Linked DNA regions of Homo sapiens: all the other regions are linked to region 3. The links are chromatin contacts, found by Hi-C or POLR2A ChIA-PET in ENCODE. All regions are on one chromosome and are shown on one strand. The core of a region is the stretch at or near the end of the contact, and the rest is flanking DNA. Distances in the headings are between cores, read along the strand shown. Region 1 has its middle 97 kb from the start of INTS7. Region 2 holds the start of SLC30A1 (solute carrier family 30 member 1). Region 3 has its middle 13 kb from the start of LINC01740.

Region 1 (3,051 bases), core at 234-2,733, 620 kb after region 3:
AGTCAACATTAATTCAAAGGAGAATGGAGCTTAAGATAAAAAATAAAAAGGGGTTGTTGTTTTTTTTTTCTTTCTTGTCATGCGGCCTCTGGGACTGAGAAGTGATTTGCAACTTGGGTCTCTCCAAGATTGCTTGCCTTCATGAGCACAACCCATTGTACTGCTAACAGCCAGAACATTCTCATAAAATGTGTACAGATCTACAGTGTCCACGGTTGAATGACATCTCTTCAGATGCAGCCCAGTTGTATGAGGTTCACACAACCTACACAGTCATCTCAGCACCTGGGAACACGTGCTTAGGAAAAATTGCCAGAGCAGTGCAGAACCCCTTGTTCTTTTACCAGGTGTGGAAACAGCTGAATCAGAAAGCCTGGGTTTCACTCTTGGTTCTGGTGAATTAGCTGTGTGACCAAGCAAGTCACTTTACCTCTACATCTTAGGGGTTTTTTTTTTTGTCTGTCAAGTGACTGAATTAGACTGGTTTTCTGGATTCCAGCCTAGAGTTGTATTATCAAGTGACTGAAAGACTAAAAACAAACAAAAACATTTCTTAAATTGGAGATCTTTTTTATTTGTAATTAAGTGGCTATTTTCAGGGTTAAAGTTTACAATGTGGATTTCAAGCTTCTGGTGCCATTCAAGGTAGATTTCTCCAAAAAAGAAGCAAATCTTGTAAGCCATCAATTCCCTTTGAGAACTTCCCAAATGTTATGTTCTTAAAAGATAGGTTTTGATAGCTATGTTTATGAACTTTTTAACTTGGTGTATTATGGGCTCCTGGCACAAACTCAGAAAGGAATTTTTTTTTTTTTTTTTTGAGACAGAGTCTCGCTCTGTTGCCCAGGCTGGAGTGCAGTGGTGCAATCTCAGCTCACTGCAACCTCTACCTCCCAGGCTCCGGTGATTCTCCTGCCTCAGTCTCCCGAGTAGCTGGGATTACAGGCATGTGCCACCACGCCTGGTTAGTTTTTATATTTTTTAGTAGAGATGGGTTTCACCATGTTGGCCAGGATGGTCCCAAACTCTGGTGATCGCCCGTCTTGGCCTCCCAAAGTGCTAGGATTACAGGTGTGAGCCACCGTGCCTGGCCAGGAATTATTAAAATAAAAGCAAGTCCAAGAAGTTCAGAGTATAACTGAACTGAACATAACTCTGAAGCAAGAAAGACTTATTTTAGTATGTCCATTAGATCCAGGATTGGAACTCTGATTTTGTTTAGTAAAATATCTACTGAATTTTTGGCATCAACTGTTAAATGGTTATTTGTGGTGGGGGAAGCTGTTTATAACTTCAACACTACACTAATGAATGAAAAGAAAAATGAGATGCAGAAAAGAAAGATGCATACTAATTGTGAAGTGGGCATGTTCCCTAAATTTAGAAATATGAAGGGCACTTGCTGGTTAAAGCTAGGAAGACAGGACTAGTTTTTCTCAGTGCTTCGTCACTTTGCAGTGCAGTAGTGTTTCCTTATCTGCAGTTTTTGCTTTTCACTTTCACTTTGCTTTTCAGTTTCAGTTCCCAGAGGTGAAGATAGACCACATTCACATAATTTTTATTACAGTATATTGTTACAATTGTTCTATTTTATAATCACTTAATCTCTTTACTGTGCCTATTTTATAAATTAAACTTTGGCATAGGTGTGTATGTATAGGAAAAAATGTAGTGTATATAGGGTTTGGTACTATCCTCAGTCATAGGCATCCACTGGGGATCTTGGAACGTATCTCCTACTGATAAGGGGGACTGCTGTGTAGTCCAGTGACTGAGAGCACCAGCCTTTGGGGCCATACTGCCGAGGTTCCAATCTTAACTTTATGACCTTGGACAAGCTACTTAGTCTCTCTATGCCTCAATTTCCTTATTCCTAATAGAGAAACATATTAGTGTTTCATGGGGTAGGTATGAGAATTAAGTGAGTTAGTATAGAATTTACTTAGAACATGCTTGGCATATAGTAAAACAGATATATAAGCATTTGCTTTTATTATTACTACTACTGTCATTATCCTCCTTAGTATTTTTTTTTCCAAAGTGTTAGATCAGTTCTCACTGAGCATTTTATTACCTTGTCTCTGCTATTAAACACATTTAAGCTATCTTTCCTAATGCAATTTGGGTACATTGAGTAATAATGATCTAAACAAAATAGAATTTCTGTCTACTATGCTATAAATCATTTAATTAAAATATGTAAAGGCAGACATACAAGGAAATATATGTAAATACATTCTGCTGATTGCCTTCAGTGATGATAGCAATAGAATGTTGACTATTCAGAAATTAATGTATTCCAGCTTAAACTAAGACCTTCAGACATAACCTTTCTAGCGCAAACCAACCAAGATAGCAGGCAATTTGCAACTGGGGAATATGCCATTTCTCATGTTAAGATACTGTTCAGAGAAGAACAAACCAATTAGACAAGATCCTCAGACTAGGGTCCCAGAGAAGTCAGTTTAAATTCTATTTATAAGACTCATCATTAATCCTTAGATAAGTCACTTGATCTTTCTGTGCCAATACCTGCCAACAGAATATTGAGAATAAGATGACCTGGCACTTGGTATGTAGAGTATAGGCACCACTGACCAACAGAACTTTCTGTAATGATGGAGGCGTTCTAAATTTGCACTAACCGCTACAGCCACTGGCCACATGTAGCTATTGAGTACTTAAAATATGGCTAGTGTGATTGAGGAACTGAATTAATTTACTTTTAATTCAGTTAAATTTAATTATTTTATTTATTTATTTATTTATTTATTTATTTATTTATTTAGAGATGGAGTTTTGCTCTTGTTGCCTGGGGTGGAGTGCAATGGTGCGATCTCAGCTCACTGCAACCTCCGCCTCCCAGGTTCAAGTGATTCTCCTGCCTCAGCCTCCCAAGTATCTGGGATTACAGGCATGTGCCACCACACCCGGCTAATTTTGTATTTTTAGTAAAGGTGGAGTTTCATCATGTTGGTCAGGCTGGTCTTGAACTCCTGACCTCCAGTGATCCACCCCCATCGGCCTCCCAAAGTGCTAGGATTACAGGCA
Region 2 (3,418 bases), core at 112-2,611, 980 kb after region 3:
CAAACAAGCCTTGTATACACATCTCCAGGCAATAGCTGGCACTGCATTTGTCCAGTAGTAATCTAGGGCAGTGGGTGGGGAGGTCCTTCTGCTGCGCAGGGGCTGTGGTGAGGCCTTTCAGGTCCAGCTTAAGCCACTCTGATTCCAGCCACCACCCCACCTTAGATGGGCAAGCTGTTCCTTTCCAGATCAACTCATCTCCACCCACAACACAGTGCTTATGTATTCAGTCTAAAATAGCACAATTTATCAAGAGTATTCCATCGTAATTTTAAAATGTCGTGTTTATATTTTACCTCCACCTGGACAGAAACTCGTTCCTTTGTATTCTTACTGCCCCTCCACCTCCCCATAGCAACCAGCACAAGATTCCACCGTGTGTAGTCTATAAATAAATGTTAAATCATAGAGCCTTAGAATTTTGGAGTCAGACGGGGATCTTCAGAGTTGCATTTGTCCAGTCCTTTATAGATGGGGAAACAGGTCTAGAGAGATTAGGTGACTTGCTCAAAGCCACACAGCTGGCTATTGACAAGGCAAGGAGCAGAGCCCAGGTTTCTCCTGCCTGAAGTCTGTACCCTGAACTGTCCTTAGATAATCAGTGACAGACACCTGAGTTCACACAAGGTCTCCAGGGGTTGATGGTGATAGGAGAAACTGGCTTTCCCAAAACATGTACAAAGATTCGGTCCACGCCCCTAGCAGACCTTCGGGAGGACTAACTCCTCAGCTCGGCGTCCAGCAGAGTCCCAAGTTACAGTCGCACTTGTTTATGCGTCTGTCGGCCTCCTCCGACAGGACCGAGTACTCGAGGGCCCCGCGCTCAGGGGCTCCCCTCCGGCCCCTCCCCCGCCGCCGAGCTGTCACACAGCCGCCGCGCGGCCCGCCCCCACGTGGACTGGGCTCGGAGGATCAAAGTCTGTTTGCAGACTTTGCAGCCCGGCCCCCGCAGGTGTGCTGGGAGTTGCGATGGTCCGCAGGCCAGGACTCCGCCACACCCGAGGGGACCCGGCCAGCCCCTCCCCCTCCCGCTGCACGCGGCCCGCGCCCCCAATTCGCCCGCCGCTGCACCCGGCCACGGCCCCCCGGCCCACGCCCGGCTCCGGGAGGAAAAGGCCCCGCCCCTATCTGTTGGAGCCGCGACCCCGCCCCCTTCCCGCCCCTCCGAGGCTCCATCCAATAGTGAGCGTGGCTGGGCGGGACGCCGAGGCTGTCGTGAGGGGGTCCTGACCAATGGGGAAGCGTGCCGGGCCTGGTGGGCGGGGCGGCAAGGCCTTGTCACGCTCGGGTCCGTGTGAAAACGGGGGTTCCGAGTGCAAAGCAAAGTTTTTTTGTAAACCGTCTGCAAAGGCGGGGGGGCGAAGAAGGCGCCCGAGACCGGGCCGAGTGCAGCTGCCGTGGCCGCCGCCTCTCTAGCTCCTCAGCCATCCGCTCCTCAGTCCAGCCGCCGCAGAGGAGACCAGCAAGCAGAGCCCTCAGATGCTCGGAGCTTTCTCGGCGCGAAGCTGCCCGTCGCCCTCTCCTGCCGCCCTCGCCCGCCGCCCTCCTGCTCCTGCTCCGGCTGCGGCTCTTGGTACCCCGGCTCCGGGAGCCCAGCTCCCCGCCACCGCCGCCGCCTGGGTGTGGGGGCTGCTGAGGCTGAGCCGGGCCTCGGCGCCGGCTCTGAGGACGGACGCCTGAGGAGCTGCGCGGCGCGGCGCCGCCGGCTGGCGGAGAACGCCCACAGGCGCGGGGCTCGGCGGCTTGACCCGGGCTTGTCCCCGTGCGGCCGCGGGGGCCCCTCAGCGGTTTCCCGAACGGCCCGACTCGGGCGCTCCTCCGTGTCGCGGTCGCCGACCCTCCGCGTCCCGCCAACGCCGCCGCTGCACCAGTCTCCGGGCCGGGCTCGGCGGGCCCCGCAGCCGCAGCCATGGGGTGTTGGGGTCGGAACCGGGGCCGGCTGCTGTGCATGCTGGCGCTGACCTTCATGTTCATGGTGCTGGAGGTGGTGGTGAGCCGGGTGACCTCGTCGCTGGCGATGCTCTCCGACTCCTTCCACATGCTGTCGGACGTGCTGGCGCTGGTGGTGGCGCTGGTGGCCGAGCGCTTCGCCCGGCGGACCCACGCCACCCAGAAGAACACGTTCGGCTGGATCCGAGCCGAGGTAATGGGGGCTCTGGTGAACGCCATCTTCCTGACTGGCCTCTGTTTCGCCATCCTGCTGGAGGCCATCGAGCGCTTCATCGAGCCGCACGAGATGCAGCAGCCGCTGGTGGTCCTTGGGGTCGGCGTGGCCGGGCTGCTGGTCAACGTGCTGGGGCTCTGCCTCTTCCACCATCACAGCGGCTTCAGCCAGGACTCCGGCCACGGCCACTCGCACGGGGGTCACGGCCACGGCCACGGCCTCCCCAAGGGGCCTCGCGTTAAGAGCACCCGCCCCGGGAGCAGCGACATCAACGTGGCCCCGGGCGAGCAGGGTCCCGACCAGGAGGAGACCAACACCCTGGTGGCCAATACCAGCAACTCCAACGGGCTGAAATTGGACCCCGCAGGTGAGCCGGGAAAGTCGCTGCCGCAGGTGGTTGGGTTTGGGGTGCCCAGAGCCTCGCCTGGCCTTCGGCGGGGTGGCCCGCACGCCCCCTGCTGCCCGAGCGGGCCTGCGCCGCGCCGCCCCTGCCTGCTCCCTCCCCGTCCTGCACACGCCCCGCTGCTGCTCCAGGAAATCAGAACCCCCTCAGTCGGGTGCAAGGAGCCGGCGACGCGTCTGGCATATTTGTAGGTGGGGGCTGTGGGTCAGACCCTAAGAAAAAGGGTCAGGAGGTGATCATCATCCCGCTGCAGTCCACACCCGCACTTGGCTGTCTTTACAGGCTGCAGCAACTTTGCTGGAGACTTGTCTGGTTATGGTTATAACAGCGTCAGAAATGCTTCCCAATTCAATTCCTTGGCCCTCTTGGGAAACGGAGAGAATCCCCAATTCGTCCCCAGTAGTTGGGTGCTGGAAACCTTGCTCTGCCAAAGTAGTTCTTATGCCCATTGAACTCCGTTTCATAATATGCATTCAGAGCGTGTAAACCCTGGTTAAAGGTTTCTTTTATGAACAGCAGTGTATGCTTCAGCTAATTGATCCCTAATCCTGGAAATCATAGATTTAGGACCTGTCTGGGCATGTTTAACATTTTCCCAGGACTTTTCATAATCGTACTGAACTAAAAGTGATGGTAATTTATTCATCTTATATTTTTAGTGGATGCTTTTTATATTTAACATTAAGTGCTCTTGAAGGAAATTTGAAAATAAATGTTGAAAGAAAGGAGATGGAAATGACTCAACCAGTGTCCTACTACCCAAGCTCAATGGTGCTTAACAATTTGGTCTTATTTCCTTCACTTACGTTTATTTACCTTGTATCATTATAAATTATGCTACATAATTTTCC
Region 3 (3,148 bases), core at 211-2,710:
TTGCTCCATTTCCAGAACACGGTCACCATCATTTTGCTCAAAATTTTGAGAAGTTGTTGTTGTTTCTAATTTGTTTTTGGCACAAGCATGCTGTTCCGATAGGAAACTTTCTGTTGTTTTATGCTCGAGCGGGGACGATGAAAGAGGAGATAACCAAGTGTTTCTTCTGCACTTGGGCAGATCTGGTCGCTGGTAGGCCAGGTGAGGACTCTTTAAGTAGAAATGGCCTCTCGAGTTTCCAGAAAGGAAACACAGAGTCAAGGGTGGGTCTGGCAGGGCTGGGACGAAGGGGAGCCAAGTGGGGTGCCTAAGGTGTAAAACTGAAGGCGGCGCTCATGGTCAGGCCCTGCAAGCACAGGGTGGGCGCCTGATGCGATGCCTCCTCATACACCTTCTCATGGCTGGGCCCTGAGGCCGACCACCTCCATCTCTGGAGATCTGGTCTGGCGCCGGTTACCTGCTGAAAGGCACTGAGATTGTGTTCCAAGTGGAAAAGTTGGTTCCAGCGGACTCACATGCATAGAATAAGACACACATTTCACAGCCCACCTTCATCACCAAAACCATGGACTTCGGAGTCTGATGACCTGGGACTGACTTCCAGCTCGCCATTCATTAGCTGTGTGACCCAGGGAAACGCTTAATCGTGTGCCTCGATTTCCGTCCTCATCAGTAAAATGGGGAGGACTCAGAGAAGAGGACTAAACGACAAGGGGATGGAGGATCATGAAAACACCTGGCACAGAGCAAACCTCAGTAAATTGTGAGTTCCCTGTGAGGCCCTGATGTTGTTTACGATCACGTGTTGGCCAGGGATCCTGGCCTCTGGAAACTTCCATTGGCAACATTAGCACAGTAGGAGGGTTTGGAGATCAGTCCACGAATTTACCACCCAGCGAAATTAACTGGTTTCTAGTCACACCACTAATGACAGTTTAGACACAGTCAAAACGGTGATAAATGGACCTAGTTGGCCCAAGCTGATGGATTCATAAATAAATATTTAAACCACAGCCTTTCTCTGACAGCAGAGGCATCAGAGAGCAGAGACGCTATAAGCAAAGAGTTAAGGAGTCAAGGGCCATAGAAAACTCTTCCTGACACTTGGTTCAGGCTCAGAGGGCAACTGAGATGTCCATCTGGTTAACCAAAGAGGGCTTCCAGGAGGAGGTTCTGGGACTTCAAAGAGCCTCCAACTAGGCTCAGTTGTTCTTCCGTTTTCATCATCATCTCAACAGTCAACTCTCTTAAAGTATAACACGGTACAAGATGGGCTCTCAGTCTGCAGGTGAGTGAGTGGAGTCGTTTCCCCAGATGTTTCACGATCCCAGGCCTGGTCCCTTTAAGGCATCGAAACTCAGAACATTCTATCAGCTGCCTCGGCCTCCCCGTGGCGCGCTTACGTCACCCTTCGGGGAAGCGGCTGACGTCAGCGCGTTCTTGGCGAGTGGGGCGGGGCCGGTGACTCACCCGGACCGCGCCCCTTGCTCCCCGCCCCCGCCGGGCCGCGCGCACGTGAGCGCGCGCTGCGCGGGTTGCTAATTTTAGCTCCGGCGGCTTCCCTGGGGTCCCGTGAGGTGAAGGGGAGTGGAGGGGACGAGGCGGGCAAGGAGCGTGGCTCTCCTCGTTCCTTCCTGCCCCGCCGTGGGTTTTCCTCGAGGACCGGGCCCGGCCCGAGGGGTGGGGGCCCGCGGGCGACTCGAGGTGCTGGAACGCGGGCGCTTACCGAGGCGAGAACCTAGGGGGTCTCCCCGCGTGGAAACCCCGCCCCTCCCTCGGCCTTGGACACAGTCGGCGCTCAATAAATGAATCGAAGTTTCTTCCTGGACGGCGACCCTGGGCTTTCGGGAGAAAGCCAGAGGGGCAGGGTTCTGGAAGGTTCCCTGGCGGCTGGGGTGCGGTGCGGGCTGAAATCCGAGCAGGAGCTGGGCGCGGCCCTCGGGGACCGACTATGGGGGACGGCGCCGCGGGAGTGGGGCAAGTGCGGGCCTGGACCCTTGGGGCCACCGCGTCAGCAGTCGGCGGGGCCGTGGGAGGGACGGTGCCCGCCCGCTGTGAAGGGCGGTGGCCCTTCTAGGGTCAGGCCAAGCGCAGAGGCCTGAAGGTCACCGGGTGAGGAGCCAGCGCGGGTGCCTCAGAAGCCAAGCGCCCCGTCCCGAGCCCTGCGCGAACCAGTATGACCTTCCAGGAACCAGATGAGAGCTGCGTTTTCAAGAAGCAGTGCCAGACACCTTGGGAAATCGACACTCTCCTGTCCTTGGGTGGGGGTGGGGGTCCTGGAAAGAAGCTCCGTCAGCGTAAAGTGAACTCTTAGCTTTGACTTTGCAGAGGGATCCGTTGTGTCACAGTGACCCGCATTCCTGTCATTGGTGTGGTGTGTTTCACAGCCATTGCCTCCCTAGGTAGATTGTAAAACGGCGTTCGTAGAGCCTTTGACCTCATAATATTATGTTGGAAATTACACGATAGTAAACATAATGATAAATGGGGAATGTTAAATGGTAGTATGGGAACATTTTCTAATGGTTGCATCCTTAAAATTTTCTGTTTCAAGTTTTTAAAGGCTATAGCCTTAAAAAAAGCTGACTGTAGGAAAATGGTGGAAAGAGTCGTGGAATAAAGGTAGCTTTGGGGATTATGACGTGAATAAATGACAGAAATTAGTATGTGTCATTTTCCTTTGTTTTCCAAAAATACCACAATGTCCTTTGTAAATTGGAAGTTTTTCAGATGTGCATGTGGAAGCTGCAAGATTTTTAGGGCTTTATATCCATCTTAAAACTGGTTTTAAAGGATTGGCAATTACAATCTAATACTGGTATTTGTAGCAAATACATCCAGAGGTAGGCATACTGGTTTTTTAATATTGTTATATGGCAACAAAGGTCTCTTTGTCCTAATTTGTAGGACAAAGTTGCAACCACATTTTCCTCAATGTAATGCTTATGGGGGGAGGGTCTTAAATTGATTTGAAAGCAGGTTGTATTAGGATTCTCCAGAGAAACAGTACCAATAGGATATACAGGCATACCTCATTTTATTGTGTCTCACTTTATTGCACTTTGCAGATAATGTGTTATTTACAAATTGGTACCGTTGGTACCGTTTTTTCCAACAGCATGTGCTCACTTTATGTCTGTCAGCATTT

The links. A loop is a pair of places that touch in the nucleus more often than their neighbours do. ChIA-PET counts read pairs that join two places held with the same protein, here RNA polymerase II (POLR2A). Pooled maps may share reads with other maps.
Region 1: a loop to region 3 is called in a map with no recorded cell type, with 4 times the contacts of the local background. The contact joins two enhancer-like sites. A Hi-C loop is called at or near these places in 8 of 37 single-sample maps with no recorded cell type and 10 of 50 pooled maps. POLR2A ChIA-PET finds 5 or more read pairs at or near these places in 1 of 52 experiments (GM12878).
Region 2: a map of CD8-positive, alpha-beta T cell shows a loop between it and region 3 (5-fold over the local background). The contact joins the promoter of SLC30A1 here to the enhancer-like site in region 3. A Hi-C loop is called at or near these places in 4 of 168 maps with a recorded cell type or tissue (CD4-positive, alpha-beta T cell, CD8-positive, alpha-beta T cell and endothelial cell of umbilical vein), 1 of 37 single-sample maps with no recorded cell type and 13 of 50 pooled maps.

What each region holds. Positions count from the first base shown.
Region 1 is chr1:211,937,328-211,940,378 of GRCh38, reverse strand. No RefSeq gene overlaps it. Among named protein-coding and RNA genes, the nearest start is that of INTS7, 97 kb to the left of the region's middle. RefSeq lists an enhancer at 1,395-1,474. Within about 2 kb of position 1,483, at least 5 of the 41 ENCODE cell types and tissues checked have a DNase peak (open chromatin) inside an H3K27ac peak, as active enhancers do; they include GM12878, where a contact is called at or near this core.
Region 2 is chr1:211,577,104-211,580,521 of GRCh38, reverse strand. It overlaps SLC30A1 (solute carrier family 30 member 1), which reads left to right and starts at 1,361. Exons shown (of 2, transcript NM_021194.3): 1 at 1,361-2,531. The coding sequence starts at 1,910. RefSeq lists silencers at 772-1,331, 1,572-1,881, 2,382-2,731 and enhancers at 1,188-1,687, 1,688-2,189, 2,162-2,271.
Region 3 is chr1:212,557,348-212,560,495 of GRCh38, reverse strand. No RefSeq gene overlaps it. Among named protein-coding and RNA genes, the nearest start is that of LINC01740, 13 kb to the right of the region's middle. RefSeq lists enhancers at 1,120-1,259, 1,760-1,889, 1,269-2,006 and a silencer at 1,430-1,699. Within about 2 kb of position 1,460, at least 38 of the 41 ENCODE cell types and tissues checked have a DNase peak (open chromatin) inside an H3K27ac peak, as active enhancers do; they include CD4-positive, alpha-beta T cell, CD8-positive, alpha-beta T cell, GM12878 and 1 more, where a contact is called at or near this core.